4 separate regions of the Homo sapiens genome follow, and all the other regions are linked to region 1. Evidence: chromatin contacts called from ENCODE Hi-C or POLR2A ChIA-PET data. All regions are on one chromosome and are shown on one strand. The core of a region is the stretch at or near the end of the contact, and the rest is flanking DNA. Distances in the headings are between cores, read along the strand shown. Region 1 holds the start of CERS2 (ceramide synthase 2). Region 2 holds the start of LINC02988 (long intergenic non-protein coding RNA 2988). Region 3 holds the start of CIART (circadian associated repressor of transcription). Region 4 holds the start of SNX27 (sorting nexin 27).

Region 1 (3,098 bases), core at 204-2,703:
GGGCGGTGTTGAAGGACACAGTGAGGGATCAGCCAGCCTATGGCCAGTGACAGGGGTAAAAGGAGGCCCTTCCTCCCAGGGGAAAATCTGGCCAGAGGCCCCAGTGAGGGAAGTGGGGGACCAGGGGAGAAAAGGATCCCTCTCTGGAACAGACTGTGCAGATCACGGTATGGTCAGCGCCAGGTCCTCAGGGACAGGACTGCAGGCAAGTCCTTACCCTTAGGAGCCCCTTTACATGTGCAGCCACTCACACCCCGGTGCGGTCATCCCGACTCCGGTATGCGGCAGCAACCGCCACCCACCCCTGCCCCAGCACAGATATGGGGGTGACTGCCTGCTGGAGGCCTGCTCGGACTCACTTCTCCAGGAACAGGGGCTCACTGCATTCGCCACGATCCTCAGAACCCCCTGAACCTGGGCCTGGCAACTCAGGTGACTGAAACCAGGTTTTGATGCCAGGAGCTAGGCTTAGGGAGGGAGAGACTCCAACTGCAGGCTAAAGATGAGTGCTCTACACCTGCAGTCAACCCACTTGCCACGGGCCTCTAGTGATTAACAAGCTACGGCCCAGAAAGCCAGTTCCACCAGGAGCTCCCTTGCCAGCCATCCACACCTCATAACGGTATGCCTTAGCCCTACCGGGCCGGGGCAGGCGCTCCGGGCCGCTCCTTCCTGTTTCCCGTTAAGCACATGGAAGCTCTGACCTCGCCTGCGAGGTGGGCACGGTGGGCCGGTAGGAAGAAAACGGGGCAGGGCCCTCCCCTCTCCTCCCACCCAAGCCACAGGACGCGTCCAGGCCAGGGCAACCCCGCGGGCCGCTGCCAGGGTGGAGGCTCTCGCGCCAATGGTCACCAAGCTCCTCCACTCCCCAACAAAGGGAAGCCCACGGCTCGGCCCCGTCGCCCGCAGCCCCCGCGTCCCCACCTTCCGCCCTACCTGTTGCCCGGGAAAGCTTCTCCGGCTCAGGGCGGCGCTGCCGCGGACACCGCGGCGCCAGGCCCGCCGGCCCCGGCCGCTCCCTTGAGGCGCTGCGCCCGCCTTACCCGGCGGCCGCCGCCATGAGCGCCCGCAGCGCCCCCCGCCAGCGCCGCCTCCCTCCTCGCCCCGGCCCCGCGGCCTTCCCAGCCCGACCCCTCCGCGGCCCCGCGACAAAGCGGCACCCGGGGCTCCCAACTTTTCCGCAGCCCCTTCCCACCCCCGCGCGGGGCTCGGGCGCCGGGCGGGGGCCCCGACTCACCCGGCGGCAGCGTTGGCGGGGCCGGGGCCGCTGCTCCGTGTACTCCGTCTGCTCGGGTGGTTGCTCCGAGGCCCCGAGGCCTGGCTCCCCGCGCCTCTCCTCCCTCTTCCGCCCGCCCGCCGGCCCGCGCCCGCCCTCGCCCTCCCTCCTCCGCCAGCCGCCGGCGCCGCCGCCGCCGCCCGCCGAGCCCAGTCGAGCTGAGCCCGAGCCCAGCCGGGAAAAAAAGGCCGCGAGCAGCCCAAGGGCCGGGAGGCTGGGCGTGACGGGAGGGGAGGGCGGGGCGGGCCTCTGCGCTGCGGCTGCCCCTTCGCCCCGGCGCGGGAGGCCAGACCCCAACCCTCCGCTCCCGGCCCCACAGCCGCGTCCACGCCCGTCACCTTGCGCTAGAGAAACCGCCGACCTGGGGAGGCGGGTGCGGGCTCCTTCCGCCACTTCGGTCTCTTTTCGGGGTGGGAGGTCTCCCACTGGGACCGACACAGACGCACTGGATGCCGCGGGGTCCCGGGCTCCGAGCGGCGGTGTCCCTGTCCCCTTACTCCTACCCACCCCCACCCACCCCCAACTGCTGTGCGGCCCCCGGTCCCCGCCAGGGTGGGCACATTCCCACTTCCAGCCCCACGGGGCGCGGGCGGAGGAGGGTGCAGCCCGGGGATCCTGCCCAAGTGCCTCGCGCCGAAGCTGAAAACCTCTCCAGGGCAGACCGAAGCAGCCGACCCTCGAGACCCAGTCGGAGCCTGCGATCACTCGGGCGACCCTCGCCTACCCCGCCGTAAAAGCCGCGGCCTTTCCACCTAGGTGCTACGGGACCTACCCCCGTGGCAAGGAAGAGCAAACCCGAACTTGCGCACACCCGGCGGCCCTGTCTGAAAGAGCCACCCCAACTTTTGTTTTGTAAAATGTATGAGTTTTCAAATGACACCACGTTTATCCGTATTCGATTTCGTGTTAAAAAGTGTTTTCCGGCCGGGCGCGGTGGCTCACGCCTGTAATCCCAGCACTTTGGGAGGCCGAGGCGGGCAGATCACCTGAGGTCAGGCGTTCGAGACCACCCTGGCCAACATGGTTAAACCCTGTCTCTACTAAAAATACAAAAATTAGCCGGGCACGGTGGCTCGCGCTTGTAATCCCAGCTACTCGGGAGGCTGAGCCACGAGAATCGCTTGAACCCTGGAGGTGGAGTTTGCAGTGAGCCGAGATCTCGCCACTGCACTCCAGCCTGGGCGACAGAGTGAGACTCCGTCTCAGGAAAAAAAAAAAAAAAGTGTTCTCCCCTTGGCCTGGCGCCGTGGCTTATGCCTGTAATCTCAGCACTTTGGGTGGCCGAGGTGGGCAGATCACTTGAGGTCAGAGTTCAAGACCAGCCTGGTCAACATAGCGAGACCCCCAACTCCTTTATAAATTTAAAAAAAAAAAGTTTTCCCCTTGAGTCGTGTGGTAAAATTACTGTTTCAGAAGTAATTACTGTTGGAAGATGCAACATGGTTTTCCTAGAAAGCTGGTCTTAACTCCTAACGTGAACGAGTGGTGACTAAGATGTATTTGAGGGCTCCTATACAGGGAGAGCTGCAGCTTACTCCATGGAGAGGTACTTTTGTCAAATTTCTCACCTAGATGAAGTATTGCCTTTTTTATGCTGTTGCAATCAGAGCCTCTGACAGTAGCTTGTTTCCCCGTTTATCTGGTCAAGTACTCGTAGGAAGGAGTGCAACCCCCACTAATCCAGTTGGAGGGCCCATCCCTCATCTCAGGCCCTTTCTGGAGGGTAAGGAGGTAGAGGCTGTCCGACCCAACTGTTTGTTCTGCCTCTCTTTTCAGGGGGACCCGCAGCCCTGACACACCATGGGAAAGATGAGAGTGGTGG
Region 2 (3,098 bases), core at 364-2,863, 810 kb before region 1:
GATCCTATCTCAGCGGGATGCTGCCTCTGCCCGCACCCTCCAGCTGCGGGCTGAGGAACCCCCAACCCCTGCCCTCCCCAACCCGGGGCAGCTGTCCCGGATCCAGGACCTGGTAGCAAGGAAACTGGAGGAGACTCAGGAGCTTCTGGCAGAGGTTCAGGGACTGGGAGATGGGAAGCGAAAGGCCAAGGACCCCCCTCGGTCTCCGCCGGATTCTGAGTCAGAGCAGCTGCTGCTGGAGACGGAACGGCTGCTGGGAGAGGCATCATCGAATTGGAGCCAGGCAAAGAGGGTGCTGCAGGAGGTCAGGGAGCTGAGAGACCTGTACAGACAGATGGACCTGCAGACCCCGGACTCCCACCTCAGACAGACCACCCCGCACAGTCAGTACCGGAAGAGCCTGATGTGAGGGCAGGGTGGGGTCTGGAACTTGTCGGGTTGGACAGACTCTTATCTCCGTGTTGCTGGATAAAGCTTTTTTATTTACCTCAATCAAAAAAAGAAAACAAAAATGAACTCATTGCTCTTGCTGATGCCTGACCCCACTACAACCCTTATTGCCCCACCTACTTTCCATATGCCCCTCGTATGCCCCTCAGGTTTGAGGAAGTGACCCCGCAGCAGTAGCAGGAAGTTTTTACCCAGCCAGAGAGAGAGAAGGCACGGTAAAGACACAGTCTGACCACTCCACACACCGCCCGCCCCCAAGACGGCACAGGGAGTCCACTGCTGCTCCCAAGGATACAGTGGGCTTCTAAGCTTAGAGCGGGAGGGGGATGAGGATGTTTTCTGTTATGTCCCACCCCAGGCCTTCAGTTTGAGGGTGAAGTTTCAGCTGCCCAACTCTAGTTGTAGGGATGTGGAGGCCAGTGTCACCTGTCCGTGCACATGGAAGTGAAATTTATCCCAGCCCTGAGGAGGATTTGTGGAATTAAAATCTCCCCAGCCAGACACTGGCTTCTCATTCCTAGCAGTCTCTCATTGAGATCGAGCTGCCTGGATTTTCTTACATGAGGTGTTTCTTCCCTTCATCTTCCACACCCTTCCCAACCTTGACTCAAAGATCCACCCTTGTCGGGCGCAGTGGCTCACGCCTGTAATCCCAGCACTTTGGGAGGCCAAGGCGGGTGGATCACCTGAGGTCAGAAGTTTGAGACCAGCCTGACCGACATGATGAAACCCAGTCTCTACCGAAAATACAAAAAATTAGCCAGGCATGGTGGTGGGCGCCTGTAATCCCAGCTATGCGGGAGGCTGAGGCAGGAGAATCACTTGAACCTGGGAGGCAGAGGTTGCAGCAAGCCAAGATTGTGCCATTGCACTCCAGCCTGGGCAACAAGAGCGAAACTCCGTCTCAAAAAAAAAAAAAAAATCCAACCTTGAGTGGATGAGACTAGTTTCATTATTTGATTCAGGGCCCTAGCACAGGGGAACTAGAGACAGACCCCACAGAAGAACTGAACTAAGAATGAAACTGGTGTGTGATGCAAGCTGGGTAGGATGAAGGGGAAAACCAAACATCTGTCCAAGTTCCTCTTTCAGCCATGCTGAGGTTTCCTGTAGCCTCCCCCTCTCCTTCCTCAAACCTCTTCCATCACTAAGCAAGTCCCCACTTTAGAAAAGCATCTGGATGCCCACGCCACCACCCTCCCAGCCACCTCTGAAGTTGCCAGGCTTCCCAACATTCTTGTCTGTGGTAGGTCCCACACAACTCACTGTTCACTCTTTCCTTGGAAGTGTGTGAGATGAGGTTTAGTAACGGTGAGGTCCCCAGAAGAGCTATGAAGGGAATAATTTGATTTTGGGAAAGAAGGGGACAGAGTCTCATGAATCAAGTAAATGAGGGGTTAAAAGCCACATTGAAGTGTGCCTTGCTAGCTGCTTGATCCTCCAAGAGCAGCGGGGCTTCACTAGAGGTAAGGGGAGGAGGGGGAGGAAACGGGGCCAAGTTACATGTAGACCTGGCCATGACGCTGCCCCGATGTTATAGGAAGATGGGATAGGAGGAAGCGGGGGAAAAACCTGTGGGAGAAACAGATTCTTCAGTCCGCATTCTTCTGCTCTAACGTCACTCCTACAACCCATGTAAGCAAAATGGGGGCCTCTGTCCCCTTTCCAGAAATCATCTCTTTCCTTCACAGCTCTTCTCTGGACCTTATCACTGCTGTTAAACCATCCCTAGGGCAGAGGAATTCTTGCTCTCTCTAGTCCCTTGCCACTCTGTCATGGAGATTGTCCCCAGCTCTAGACTGTAGTTACCTAGCCTCTTCCTTGAAGAATGTGTATCCCAGTTGAGTGAGGGAAAGTGTGCAAGAGTGCCACCTTCATGTCATTCTATGGTCTCTTGGGGTATGAGGTGAGAACCCAGGCTTCCAGACTTCCTGTCCTTCAAATAGCTGCACTCTCCACAGCCCTAAGCATGGTCAGCAGAGCCATCCATTGTCACAAGTATTGAAGTCTAAGGTAGAATTATGCTTTCTTTTTACAAGTCTCTATCTTTGTATTTTACCAGCATTTTTCCTTTTCTTTTTTTCTTCCTTGTTGCTCCCACATAATGAAAAAAGACAAAAGCACAAATGACATGTGTATCCCAACATGTCAATTATCTGTGGCTCCCAGGGGAGCCAGAAGATGGAGGGAGACACTAGAGAGGAGAATGACAGGTGAAAGAAGCAGAAAAGAAAGATCGGGGACCTCACAACAGTAAGAGAGGAGCTGGGCACTGTGCTCCTGGGCTTCAGGCTCTAAAACCAACAGCTTCCAGTTCTCCAGCAGTTACTGGAACATCCAGGCCCTAGGGTGGTGAAATGAGCCCAGCTTTGAAACCAGATGGATCTGGATTCAAATTCTAACTCTGTTACTTCTTGATTATGAGGCTCTGGGCAAGGCACATGCTTTCCGAGTATCAGTTTTTTTCATCTGCAAGCTGCAGAGCTATTGGATGGGTGAGGACAATATGGAAAATGCCTGTCAGTCAGAAAGTGACCACTGCAGCTACTGTTACTGGTTTGACTCTGGGCAGTGAGCCGCTAGCTCAGTTGGAAGGAGCACTGTGTGAATGAGGCCACCGGGGTGGGGTCACTGTCACTTAGCTAGAT
Region 3 (3,098 bases), core at 341-2,840, 690 kb before region 1:
AAAGAGAGCGCCAGGATTTAGAGGCAGCAAGCGTAGATTGGAAGGGGAGGTGGGTGACAATTGAATTAGAGGGCATTATGGACTGAATAAACCTGCAGTTTGGAGAAGACTGGAGAAGGGCACCCACAGACAACAGGTTTATTCACAGTCCATATTGGTAATTCTCTTGTTTTATTTTATTAAGTATGGTGTTGAAACAGTGTGCTTGGGGAAACGAGGTTGAGGTTTTAGAATCTTTTTTTCTTTTTATAAGAATAAGCACATTGTTAAAACATAAGGTAAAATATCAAAAACTACTTAGAATAGACTTAAAATATTCACACCTACCCACCCCTACCCACACCTCTGTCCAACAATGTGCCTTTTGCAGTTGGTAATTATGGCAGGGACAAACTCACTTAAATTTTTTTTTAATTCGCTATCCTCGGGACCCTAATTAGAATTGGGCTGCCCCCTTGCGGTCTCTCCGACGTCCTATCTTCAACCAGCTCACAGTCCTTGGGCCCTGCTCTCCTCTCCATTGTACTCTCAAAATGCAAGGCGCAACGACAATAGTAACGTCCCAGTTACTTCTGAGACTCTCTAAACTCTGGACTTGCCTCCCTCCCCTCCTTCAAAGTCTTTCGAATCTTCTCCAGCGGACAAATGAAGGGACTGAAGCTGGACAAAACCATAACCTAGGAGATCAGGGACCTACCCCATTCTGTTCCCCGTGCTTGGAATCAGATAATTTAGGACGCCGGGCCCGAGAAGCCTGGATAAAAAAGTCAGGAAAAACTGAGTTTCGTTTTGACCTCTAGCGTCGTGGCGGGCTGGCATCTGAGCTGGTAACGTGCGTGGTAGGTTATGTAAGAAAAGGGATGGAGGAGCCGCCCCAGCGGGAGCCAGAAAGGACGCGGTGTTCTCGGTTGCAATCCCCACCCTCCTCACCCAGCAGGGCAGGAGGCACCCAACTTGGAGGAGAAAGGGGTGGGGGAGGTGAAACAGAGACCGGAGAGTCACGAGGGCTGGGCCGCCGAGAGCAGGAGAATATACCGTGTCACACACCTCCATTCTCTCACACACGTTGCAGACACAAATCACTGACGGTTTCCACGTGCTGCGCTCGTGAGCGGAGGTGTTCAAAGAGGGGGCAGATGAGTTACTTCCCGAGACGGAACCGGGGGTCCCACGTCCGCCGCCTTCAGTAGCACAACCAATCTCTGAACACTCAAACCGCGCATCTCTGGCGCATCACCATCCTATTTAAGGCCACGGGCTCCGCCCTTTTCCTCCCCTCCCTTCTTTTCCACTCTTTTTCCATCCTCCTCCTTTTCTCATCACCGGGTCCTCTCCAGCAGCCGCATGTAGGGGAGGAGCACGGAATGCTTCCCTTACAGCCAATCATCACCTGGCTGCCTCTCTACTGGCTGAGCCCCTTTGTACTGTAGCAAATGGGCTATGGACTTCAGTAACTAGAGTCACGTGTTACCGGCGACACAACCAATGAGGGCGCGAGATCTGTGTAAGCAGGGGGAGGCACGTGCCGGGCCGCACGTGTCTGGGAGGGGGGGGAAGGGGCGGGGCCCACTGAGAGAGGCGGAGGTGGGTAGATAGACCCGGAGAGACGGCGAAGGAGCTGGAAACCGAGCCAGGGCTGAGCCGGCTGACAACAGGTAAGGAGATTCGGAGGACAAAGCGAGCTGTTAGGGAGTATTTGGGAGTGGATTTGGGGGCTGAATGCAGATCTTGGTATTGGGAGGGTTTGCATCACGTGGCAGGTGCGAGCCCAGAGAGACCGGCGCAGGGATCCTGATCTTGAAAGATTGGGAGAGGGCAGGAGGCCAGTCTCTATGGGGGCGGTTCCCGTAGGATCACCAGGTGGGTTCGCGTGCCCAGATTGACTGCTTGTGGGTGGCATGGCCTCAGGTGGAGAGGCTTGCTGCGGACTCAGGCTGGCGAATAGCCCTGGCGAACAACGGGCGGAGGGGAAGGTGTCTTTCAAGTCGGTATTTACTCTGAACTGAGGGAAGAAAAGAACGGAGGCCGCGTCAGACCGAGAGCTGCTCTGCGGCGGCCAGAGAGGGAATCCCAAGCTCTTAATGGGCGGGGGTGGGGGTAGAAATGTCTTTTTCTATTGTGTTTGAGACCGGTAATATTGGGGAGGGGGAGAACAAGTATTATCCCACGCAGTACACCCCAATCTCCCAGTTCATTTCCTAATCCTTAAACTCTGGTTTCAAACTCCCTCGCTTTGCTCTTCAGTTGCAGGTTCCGATCTTTGGGTACTCCAGGAGCTGTTCTATAGCCCCTGCTTCTGGACCTATGGATTCTCCATCTAGCGTTTCTTCCTATTCCTCCTACTCTCTCTCTTCGTCTTTTCCCACCTCCCCAGTGAACAGTGACTTTGGCTTCCCCTCTGATAGTGAGAGGGAGGACAAGGGGGCCCATGGGCCCAGGCCAGACACTGTTGGGCAGAGGGGAGGTTCACGGCCCAGCCCGGGTCCTATCCGCTGCAGGCATCGATCGAAGGTTTCCGGTAACCAGCATACACCATCTCATCCGAAACAGCGGGGTTCGGCTTCTCCTATGGCAGGATCTGGGGCGAAAAGATCAAGAGATGGTGAACTGGAGACCAGTCTAAACACCCAAGGTTGTACCACAGAGGGAGACCTGCTGTTTGCCCAGAAGGTAAGAGAAAGCAGGTGAAAGGAGATTCTCCTGGAGTGCCTTAGCACCCAGCTGGTTGATAAGGACCCTGTGAGGACAGTATTGACTCCCAGATTTGGAGGTGAAGGAAGAGCCACTGCTGGTGTGGGCAGTTTTTTGTCTTCTTACAGCCTTTGTCCTATTTTCCTACAGTGTAAAGAACTCCAAGGATTTATACCTCCTCTCACAGACCTACTCAATGGGCTGAAGATGGGTCGTTTTGAGAGAGGTAATCTTATTGTTGCATTCATTTGGGCTAGGTTCATTTCTCTTTCTCTTTCCCTCTTTTGACGTGTATTTCTCTGAAGTTCTTGTTTGGGGCCTATATTACTCCTTTTTTGCTACTATGACTTTATTATTATTATTATTATTATTATTATTTTGAGACGGAGTTTTGCTCTTGTTGCCCA
Region 4 (3,098 bases), core at 303-2,802, 640 kb after region 1:
TGTACAGATGTACAAAATATTTTCTTTCTTTATATCTTTATTCCATAAGCTTTTTTTCTATTTAAGGCAATTTTTAATTTTATGTTTTAAACTTTTTTTTTTGGTTAAAAACTAAGACTTAAACACAAACATAGCCTATGCCTACACCAGATCTGGATCATCAATTTCACTGTCTTCCACCTCCATCTCTTGTCTCACTGGAAGGTCTTCATGGGTAATAACATGCACAGAGCTGTCATCTGATGGTAACAATAACTGGGGCCAGGCACAGTGGCTCACACCTGTAATCCCAGCACTTTGGGAGGCTGAGGTGGTTGGATCACCTGAGGTCAGGAGTTCGAGACCAGCTTGGCCAACATGGTGAAACCCTGTCTCTACTAAAAATACCAAAAAATTAGCCAGGCATGGTGGCGCATGCGTTTAATCGCAAGGGATTTGGGAGGCTGAGGCAGGAGAATCACTTGAACCTGGGAGGCAGAGGTTGCGGTGAGCCGATATCGTGCCATTGCATTCCAGCCTGGGCGATAAGAGCGAAACTCCATCTTAAAAAAAAAAAAAACAAAAAAACAAAACAAAACAAAAAAACACAATACTTGGAATACGTGGAAAAAAATCACAATACTTAGAATACCTAGAATACCTTCTGAAGGACCTGCCTGAGGCTGCTTTACAGTTAACTTAAAAAAAAAAGTAGAAGGAGTACACTCTAAAATAGTGATAAAAACTACAGTGAATTCATAAACTAGTAACATAGTTCTTACCATTATCAAGTATTATGTACTGTACATAATCATATGTGCTATACTTTCACATGACTGGCAGTGCAGGTTTGTTAACACCAGCATCACTCCAAACATGTGAGTAATGCTTGTGCTATGACCTTATGGTGGCTACTGTGCCACTAGGTGATAGACATTTTTCAGCTCCATTATCATCTTAGGGGGCCTCCCTCGTGTTTGCAGTCCATTGTAGACCAAAATGTCCTTATGTGGCACATGACTGTAGTTGCAATACAGGACAAGAAAGTTGCACAATAACTGGGCCTTAGTTCCTGATACTTAGTAGCTGGATGACTTTGAGCACTCTAAGGTTGTTTCCTAATAACGTAAAATAGGGAAGCTAATCGTGATCCGGTTGCCTCACAGGTTGTTGGGCCCTGGTCAACATATAAGTTACTGTGCCAAAAAATGAGTTGATATAATTTAAGACTGTGTTGAATCACAAACGTTAAGTTATTCTAACATTATTGTTTTTTAGAGGTTATGAAATGAAAGGGGGGGGGGCGAAAAACTTGGTCCGCATCAAGAACTGAATCATTTTACCACGCTGGGTGCTGGGTTATACTCTCCCCACCCAGCAGATCAAACTCCTAACCCAGCATGAAAGATAAACTACAACTCCCGGCAGGCCTTGCTTCCGAACTGCGTCTTATAACCTCGGCTCAGGCCCAGGCCCAGACCGCTCCCCGCCCCCGCCACCCATAAACTACATCTCCCAGGAGGCCCCACGGTGCCCGATTGTCCGCTTTTCGCCCGCCCCCTGCCTCCTCTTCACCCCGCGCCAGCAGCTCGGTGGCCGAGTCGGTCCCGCGGCCGGCGGATCGGGCGCGCGCGTCGGGGGTCGTCCGGCTGCCAGGCAGGGCGAGCACGCGCCGGGAGGCCTTGGAGGCGTAGGGGGCGGGGGTACGGCTCGCCTGCTCGCAAGATGGCGGACGAGGACGGGGAAGGGATTCATCCCTCAGCCCCTCACAGGAACGGAGGTGGCGGCGGCGGCGGGGGGTCTGGGCTCCACTGCGCCGGGAACGGCGGCGGGGGAGGCGGCGGCCCGCGGGTCGTGCGCATCGTCAAGTCCGAGTCCGGCTACGGCTTCAACGTGCGGGGCCAAGTGAGCGAGGGCGGGCAACTGCGGAGCATCAACGGGGAGCTGTACGCGCCGCTGCAGCATGTGAGCGCCGTGCTGCCCGGGGGGGCGGCCGATCGGGCCGGGGTGCGCAAGGGGGACCGCATCCTGGAGGTGTGAGTATCGGGGCTACCCGCCGCCCCATCCTCCCCGCGCCCCTCCTGCCCCTGCACTCCTCGCTACCCTTGTCACCCCCAGGCCGCACCTCCCCCGAGCTCCGAGCCGGCCTCCGGACCCCCGCCCCTCAGGCCTCCGCAGCCGGGCCCCTCCTTGTGGGCTGCCCTCCCACCACCCGCCCCGGGGCTTCTGCGACGCCGGTCTCCCACCCCGTCGTCTCCAGCTGATGCCCTTGCGCCCCCAGTGCTCCTCCCTGTGCCCCGATTACTCTGGGCTCTTCTCCGCCCCTTTGCCTTCCCGTTTGGCGTGCTGCATTCTGCTCCTCACTCCCCCTCGTCTTGCTCAGAAGGAACCTCATCTGCTCCTTACTGACGGCGTTTCGTTTTCTGATCCAGCCAGTACCGTGTCCCCCCCAAGTTCTCATCTTCAGCATCGCAGTTTCGTTCTCCACCACTCCCCTCCGCCCCCGTGGACTGCCCCTTCTGCCCTCCAGACCAAGTAGGCAGGACCTCTGGTCTGCTCCTACTTTTCCTCCGGAAACACCATCCCTCCCCGCTCGTCTCCTTTTTCTTTCCTTAGTTACCCTCTCCTCATGGTTACGCTGCCCCTAAATTTTTCCATCCCACCGTGTGCCCCTTTCCTCCCCTCCTTTTTGTATTTCTACTCCAAGAGTTTACCTTGCTTTCTGACCCTTGCATGCCTTTGGGGTGGGGGGCGTGGGATTTGACACCGTAGTTTCTCTTCTCGGTTGGCCCCGTATCACACCCTAATTTGGAATCTAGCGTCTCCATCAGCACACCCCTCTGAGAGCATCCCTTCCCTGGCCTCCTGCCTTCACTCCTGCTCTATACTCATGCCTCCTCCTAGTCAGGTTTATGGTAGACCCCTTGTAACTCCTCCTCCTTCAAAACTACTTCAAGCCCTTTTTGGGTCTTTGACCGCTTTGCTTTTTTAGGGCATGCCCGTCTCTGCTGCCTCTTCTACTCTATCCTCCTGTGATCCCACACTTGACTTTGTCCTAGTCTTTCCCTCCCCTAGGCTGCTTTTCCTTTCTTCTGTTTTTTAAGGCGCCTTCTGCTGCT

Evidence for each region. A loop is a pair of places that touch in the nucleus more often than their neighbours do. ChIA-PET counts read pairs that join two places held with the same protein, here RNA polymerase II (POLR2A). Pooled maps may share reads with other maps.
Region 2: a loop to region 1 is called in a pooled map, with 5 times the contacts of the local background. The contact joins the promoter of LINC02988 here to the promoter of CERS2 in region 1. A Hi-C loop is called at or near these places in 4 of 50 pooled maps. POLR2A ChIA-PET finds 5 or more read pairs at or near these places in 5 of 52 experiments (A673, B cell, OCI-LY7 and 2 more).
Region 3: a loop to region 1 is called in a pooled map, with 2.5 times the contacts of the local background. The contact joins the promoter of CIART here to the promoter of CERS2 in region 1. A Hi-C loop is called at or near these places in 5 of 50 pooled maps. POLR2A ChIA-PET finds 5 or more read pairs at or near these places in 2 of 52 experiments (activated naive CD4-positive, alpha-beta T cell and endothelial cell of umbilical vein).
Region 4: a pooled map shows a loop between it and region 1 (2.9-fold over the local background). The contact joins the promoter of SNX27 here to the promoter of CERS2 in region 1. A Hi-C loop is called at or near these places in 2 of 50 pooled maps. POLR2A ChIA-PET finds 5 or more read pairs at or near these places in 2 of 52 experiments (HepG2 and T-cell).

What each region holds. Positions count from the first base shown.
Region 1 is chr1:150,973,382-150,976,479 of GRCh38, forward strand. CERS2 (ceramide synthase 2) reads right to left here and starts at 1,454. Exons shown (of 11, transcript NM_022075.5): 1 at 1,238-1,454. RefSeq lists enhancers at 1-603, 561-705, a cis regulatory region at 633 and silencers at 809-1,298, 1,319-1,758.
Region 2 is chr1:150,159,115-150,162,212 of GRCh38, forward strand. LINC02988 (long intergenic non-protein coding RNA 2988) reads left to right here and starts at 1,614. Exons shown (of 4, transcript NR_135098.1): 1 at 1,614-1,696. It overlaps PLEKHO1 (pleckstrin homology domain containing O1), which reads left to right. Exons shown (of 6, transcript NM_016274.6): 6 at 1-951. The coding sequence ends at 409. RefSeq lists enhancers at 1-243, 1,374-1,683 and silencers at 544-593, 2,294-2,363, 2,952-3,021.
Region 3 is chr1:150,280,964-150,284,061 of GRCh38, forward strand. It overlaps CIART (circadian associated repressor of transcription), which reads left to right and starts at 1,591. Exons shown (of 5, transcript NM_144697.4): 1 at 1,591-2,670; 2 at 2,842-2,917. The coding sequence starts at 2,305. LOC124904414 reads right to left here and starts at 1,219. Exons shown (of 2, transcript XM_047438213.1): 1 at 698-1,219. The coding sequence starts at 1,053. RefSeq lists enhancers at 466-575, 657-1,857, 896-975, 1,332-2,273.
Region 4 is chr1:151,610,498-151,613,595 of GRCh38, forward strand. It overlaps SNX27 (sorting nexin 27), which reads left to right and starts at 1,553. Exons shown (of 12, transcript NM_001330723.2): 1 at 1,553-2,015. The coding sequence starts at 1,705. LOC124904420 (a long non-coding RNA gene) reads right to left here and starts at 2,871. Exons shown (of 2, transcript XR_007066622.1): 1 at 2,694-2,871; 2 at 20-1,902. RefSeq lists an enhancer at 1,329-1,428 and a silencer at 1,469-1,908.